Linked DNA regions of Homo sapiens: region 2 is linked to region 1. A link is a contact called in ENCODE Hi-C or POLR2A ChIA-PET data. All regions are on one chromosome and are shown on one strand. Each heading gives the region's core, a stretch centred on a gene start or an enhancer-like site at or near the end of the contact. The rest is flanking DNA. Distances are from core to core; before and after follow the strand shown.

The links. A loop is a pair of places that touch in the nucleus more often than their neighbours do. ChIA-PET counts read pairs that join two places held with the same protein, here RNA polymerase II (POLR2A). Pooled maps may share reads with other maps.
Region 2: a loop to region 1 is called in a pooled map, with 2.7 times the contacts of the local background. The contact joins two enhancer-like sites. A Hi-C loop is called at or near these places in 5 of 50 pooled maps. POLR2A ChIA-PET finds 5 or more read pairs at or near these places in 3 of 52 experiments (OCI-LY7, PC-9 and T-cell).

What each region holds. Positions count from the first base shown.
Region 1 is chr7:7,760,929-7,764,241 of GRCh38, reverse strand. All of the region lies in intron 2 of UMAD1 (UBAP1-MVB12-associated (UMA) domain containing 1), which reads right to left. Among named protein-coding and RNA genes, the nearest start is that of RPA3, 44 kb to the right of the region's middle. Within about 2 kb of position 1,806, at least 10 of the 41 ENCODE cell types and tissues checked have a DNase peak (open chromatin) inside an H3K27ac peak, as active enhancers do.
Region 2 is chr7:8,013,637-8,016,949 of GRCh38, reverse strand. The region is part of intron 2 of GLCCI1 (glucocorticoid induced 1); the gene reads right to left. Among named protein-coding and RNA genes, the nearest start is that of GLCCI1, 46 kb to the right of the region's middle. Within about 2 kb of position 1,654, at least 4 of the 41 ENCODE cell types and tissues checked have a DNase peak (open chromatin) inside an H3K27ac peak, as active enhancers do.

The DNA of each region.
Region 1 (3,313 bases), core at 557-3,056:
GTAAGAGATTTCTGCTTCCCTGCTTTATTGTAATGAGCTTGCAAGATGACCCCCCAGATGGCAACAGCTCTGTGACTGCCGTATCACACCGCAACCTCATATCTGCTTTGCTGTCTGATAGCACCTGACTCCCTTTCACTACTACTAAGCATTGTCTCTCATTAAATATCTATTTCAGATTATTTGCTCTTACATGTATTAGCTTGCATTTTCTTAGGCTGAATCTCACTATTTCCTGTGATATTTCTAAACCTTTTTGGTATCTTCTTTTCTACTGCTATTTGAGATGCTTCCCAATTTACTATCATTTCTAAAACTAGTTGACATACTTCATTTCCAATTTTAGATTTTTAATGAAAATGCAAAGGAAAACCAGATAATGTATCTTCCTAGAGGCTGTATTATTTCATCTCAGAATGAATTTAAGTAAAAGCTGTAAATCATTATGCTATTAAGTCAAGTAAACCTGAACTGTTTACTTATTACATAAATCACTCTACTATTTTTGTAACTAATTTTGCAGTTTTAGTAGAGATGGGGTTTCTCCATGTTGGTCAGGCTGGTCTCAAACTCCTGACCTCAGGTGATCTGCCAGCCTCAGCCTCCCAAAGTGCTGGGATTACAGGCGTAAGCCACCACGCCCGGCCTAAATTTCAATCTTAAATATATTTAAATTTTTAAAATTCAAACGTCTTTGTTACTCCAATGACTGGAAAAATGTCATTGGCTTTGCATGTTCTCATTTATAAATGAGAGCTAAACATTGAGCACACATGGACATAAACACAGGAATGACAGACACTGTGGTCTACTGGGGGTGGAGGAGGGAGGAGAATGTGGGCTGAAGAACCACTTATTGAGTACTAGGGTCACTACCCAGGTGATGGGATCCATACCCCAAACCTTAGCATTATGCAATAGTCCCATATAACAAACTTGCGCATGCACCCCTTGTATCTAAAATACAGGCTAAAATTTAATTGAAGAAAAATTAATAAAGAAATAATTTTAAAATGTCATTGGCTTTAATTAAATAAAAAGCACTTCAATTAAATATCAATTATCCATATTTAATATTTTAAATACTACCTATGTTTATGACAGTAATATACATTTTTCCCTACTAGGCTGTTTATAACTTGTATCCTATGCTCAAAACATTTAAAAATATAATTTGGCTAGAGAATTTCAGGATATTTATTTCCTAAATACTAGGTTTCCATAAACATAAAACTCCTGTTTTATATCATTGTTTATTTAATATCACTCTGATATTCTCTATTTTCGTTTAAGAGTGCCGGCTTAAAAGCATTTAAAACAATCAAACCTGCTAAAATTAATGTTATTCAATGCATTTTAAATTAAATCCATTAAATCTTACATATATGTAATGTGCTTTCAACTCATGAAGCCTTCGACGAAAACAAATTCTAATCCAGCCCAGGAAAGTGAAGAGTTAAGTGTGCAATTTAGGAAAGAAATATGGCAAGTCCATATATGTGACTCAGTCTTCGAGTGATGTTTATATCACTCTAAGACAGGGAATCCTGTCTCTGTCTGCACTATATTATGATCCTTGTCATCGCCTGCCCTGGAGCAGTTGCATATGCATCTACTTCTCCCACTAAGCAAGTCTCTCTTGAAGGGCAGAAGCAAACGAAACCTTTGTAATTTCCATGAGGCATCCCATAGCAATTTGCACAAAGCAGTCACACAATCAATGTTAAGTTATCAGAAGAGCAAAGTTCTTGACTTTGCCTTAACACACAAGACCCACGAAAAATGAAAGGAAAAGTAACTTACACACATGGGGTGGGGTTAGTGGTAGTGGTGGTAAGAATGTTAGCAAGAAACCTCGAATGAAAATATTAAAATGTGTTGTGACTTAATCAGTCACTGATGTACTTAAACAAGAGTCAAGATTTTTTTTTAAGTAACTTTTCATACTTCCCAAGTTAGAAGCTGGGGAAGCTTCATTATTTTGTTTGAAAGTTCTCCGAATTAGACACACCCATATGACACAGCCAATGTAAATAATTTGTTCTCCTGGTGTTGCCACTGCTGAACAATGATGAACGGATCAACAGTACAGATATTCCCCAAGGAAGAGTGACCTACTGTGTAAAAAATACATCCCGAAACAAGGAACTGTATTTAGGATAGGTTTCTACTTTCTGAATTCTGGCACGCCCTTAGTCCCTAACTGCCTATGAATCAGTCTCCTGAAAAACCTGCAACTGATCTTTCAAAAGCAATGCAATTCAATTAAACAAACATTTATTGAGCGCCCACTGTATAAAAAAGCACAAGAATGGAAACTGAGGGAAAAGGGCCTGCAAAGGAGACGGATAAGAAGCAACGTTCAGAATAGAAAGAAAAGATACAGAAGAGAGGGGTGTATGGAATACAAAAGAGGAACTGGTCAACATTCTCAGATGTCACAAGGGGGGAGAGCTGAGATTCTAGAAGAAAAGGTATCAAAATTCTTACTAAGTAAATGCAAACAATTGGGATCAATAAATAATAAGATGAGTGTCTTTCCATGTAAAGAATGATTCTGCCTTATAAATCTATTCCCCAATAATAAGTTCTAGTTCTATTAATGTCACTACTAACCTCCCTACCATCCAAACTTGAGATTTCTTCCTTTTCCTTTTAATAAGAAATGTGATCCGTTACCAAGTCCTATTACTCGCACCCACAAAATTTGTGTACTGCACAAGGATGTGAAAAGGAGAGGAGCATTGAAACCAAAGACATATCTTTAATAATTTTCCAGCAGATGGCAGTCAAGTGTCTTATTCTAATAAACATATTACAACAATTTTCTAACAGATGGAAGTAAAATGTCTTAAAGAAGTGGTACTTTTTTTTTTTTAGTTAGGTCTCACTTTTATCACCCAGGATGGAGTACAGTGACACGATCACAGCTCACTGTATCCTTGACCTCCTGGACTCTGGTGAGTCTCCTAAATCAGCCTCCCGAGTAGCTGGGACCACAGGCACATACCACCATATTGGCTAATTTTTTGTATATTTTGTAGAGACAGGGTTTTACCGTGTTGTCTGAGCTGAACTTGAATTCCTGGGCTCAAGCAATCTGCCCACCTTGGCCTCCCAAAGTACTAGGATTACAGGCGTCAGCCACCGTGCCCAGCTGGGGTGACCTTTTCATAATTCACAAAATGCACTAAGCAGGTCAGTGGTGGTCCTGCCCACAGTATTTCCTATCTATTTTCCAGCCTTCATTCTGGCTGCAGCTACCACAGATCTGATTCACATAGTATCTTGCAATAGCTTCCAAAATGATCCC
Region 2 (3,313 bases), core at 405-2,904, 250 kb before region 1:
CCATTTCCTACCAGTCCAGACCTAATGTTCATAATTGTATAATCAATAGTTGATACTAGTAATAAAGACTTTTCCTGTCCACTTAATTCCATATTATTATATTTAAACCCGGTAACAGTAAAATACTATTGATTCTAATCAAAGGCAACTAATAAGTATCAGTGTCTGTTATGTCATAGATACTGTGCTAGAAGCTTAACATGGATTGTTTCATATAATCCTCATTGCAATAGGCTATGTTGACAATAATAGTTGTCCCCCAAAAGCTGTTAGAATTCCAATAGCATGGAAAAGTTTTCCCTTAGTTTATACTGGTTCCTAACAATATGGTATCTCCCATATCAATCATTCATTTATTCATTCATTTATACAAAACAGTATACCTTAAGAGGCATACTGCTTTCTCATACCATACCGTAAACTATGACCTAATTTTAAACTATAACTCTATGATCTTAATTGGTTTTTTTTGTTTGTTTTTGAGATGGAGTCTCGCTCTGTCGTCCAGGCTGGAGTGCAGTGGTGCGATCTCGGCTCGCTGCAAGCTCCACCTCCCGGGTTCACGCCATTCTCCTGCCTCAGCCTCCCGAGTAGTTGGGACTACAGGCGCCCACCACCACACCCGGCTAATTTTTTGTATTTTTAGTAGAGACGGGGTTTCACCATGTTAGCCAGGATGATCTTGATCTCCTGACCTCATGATCTGCCCACCTCGGTCTCCCAAAGTGCTGGGATTACAGGCGTAAGCCACCGCGCCCGGGCGATCTTAACTGTTAAGGCATAATGTCTCTAACGTAAAAATGTCTTTCTCAGTAAATTCTGTTTAATATTATCACAGGAATTTTTCATAGAAAATTGATACAAGATATAACAGGTTGAGAACCAATGTATAAGTCAATGTACAAAACCAACACAGGTCAGGGGACCAGAGTAAGAGTGTTATTCCAAATAAATACAACCTATTTCACAATTTTACCTAGAGTGTGCTTAGGGGCAAAGGCATGAGAAAGCAATGAAGAAAAACAGGTTAATTTTGTTTCCAGCTAAATGTTTCTCGTAAAGGGAAGAAAACTGAGTATCAGGGTAACGGGGGTATGGGAAAGGCCTTTCGCTGTATACTTTCTACTTTTGAAACAAATGAACACATAACGTATTAAAATTAATAAGTAGAATTTTGACTTTGGTAATTTTAGAGATGGTATTTGAAACTAATGAATAAAATGTTAAATATTTTAGTTATGGGTTAAAATCTTTCATTAATATAACTGAGTATATTCCTTTAGCAACCAAAGAAATTACTCCCTAAACCAGGAACATGACTAATTTGGTGTGAACTATTCAACTCTAGGATTCTACAATCCTCTGTCTCATAATTAGATGATGGCTGAGAGAAAAAGTAAAGGTGATCTCAACAGCCAGTCAGGGGCCAGCTCCATAAAAAATAATTTAGACCCCTAGAATGCAATCTAAGAGGCAAAAACAGTCAAATCTTCAGTCTTGCTTCCATTTCATGAAGAAGTCCCCCAGCCCCTAAAATGTTTCAGCAACTGCTGTTTCTTAAATATATTTCAAAAGCAAGCCCTTTGACAAGGGCACAGGAAACTCAGACAGCTGTATAAAGTGTGACTTTTGGTCAGGAAATGAATTTCTGATCAGAGTGATAAAACTGAAAGTTATTTTTTATATCAGTAAGTATTTGAGGTGCATCATCTGTTCCTTTGACTAAAGTCCTCCCTAACCAAGCTCCTTTCAGGAATGGAGGAAAAGGCTAGGTACTTTAAATATGACGTCAACAGAAAAGAATATATATGTTTTAGTTCAGAGTTAGTTAACTTTATTGAATGTTGCCTAAAGCCAAATGCTAACTACTTAGTCTGGATCTGTTTCTTAAAAACAAATAAAAACAAATAGATTTCTAGGGAAAGATGCTGACATAGAGGCAGGATCATAAAACTCCATAGACTGAAGTCTAATGAGATTAAGAGAAACTGCTTTATGTGCTTTTGGCATGTCTCATGTTTCACAGTTTAACTTTTAAAAATTAATTTAAAACAATAAAATACCAAATATAATAATACCATCACCTGGAGAAAGGGAAGTATCAGTATATGTAATTTTATTTAAGATCTAACCATCCCATCTCTCACCTCTCAGAGAATACAAGTTTTGAAATCTCTCCCTGATATCAACCAAGAGACCAAGTGCCATGGAAGAAATTAAGAAAATTTTCTAAAGTGCTACAATCCAAAAACATACTAGGCTAGTAAGTAAGTTACTTAGGTAAAATCCTTTCAGACCCAAGTGACAGAATTCAGATGATATTTATACTGTGTTATGCTAGAGCACAGAGGAAGGAAATCTTGCAAAACCTGTTTATGAAGCAAGTGTAAAAATACTCTAAGGCTCATGAAAAAAAATTAAGAACTCATTGCTGAATAATAAACAAATATAGAATTAACAAACATATTCACTGATGAAATGGCATTTTCCACATAAATTATTATTCCTGATTAAAACAAGAAAAACCATTAGTAAAATAAGCATGTGTACTCTACGTATAACAAACACACATGCTTCACAGCAAATGTCAGTATACCTTGTCCAGTGAGTAAACTAGATACATTACCATTAGAGTCAAGAAAGAGGCCAAGGCAGCCGGGTACAGTGGCTCACATCTGTCATCTCAGCACTTTGGGAGGCCGAGATGGGTGGATCACCTGAGGTCCACCTGAGGAATTTGAGACCAGCCTGACCAACATGGTGAAACCCCGTCTCTACTAAAAAATTAAAAAATTAGCTGGGCATGGTGGCGGGCGCCTGTAATTCCAGCTACTCGGGAGGCTAAGGCAGGAGAATCACTTGAACCTAGAAGGTGGAGGCTGCAGTGAGCCAAGACAGTGCCATTGCACTCCAGCCTGGGCGACAGAGCAAGACTCCGTCTCAAAAAAAAAAAAAAAAGTCAAGGCCTTCAGTACCATAACTGTTAGTTTACATGGTTCTCGGAGTGGCAACAAATGCAATTCCAAAAGAGGACACATACCAAGAAATAAATAACGAAAAGGATGTAGAATTACTATTTGGATGATCGTACAGCCGAAAAACCAAAGAAAATTACCTAAAAATTACTAGAAACAAGAAAAGTCAAGTTGAAGATGTCCTGTATGTAAATTAGATATTAAATATCCTAATTACAACAGCAACCAAAAAAGACAAAATATTTAGATATAAGTTTAACAAGAAATGTGTTGTTCCAATAAGAAGTTGTAAAATATTCTGAAGGGCAAACATAATACTTGAATGAATAAAAAGATAT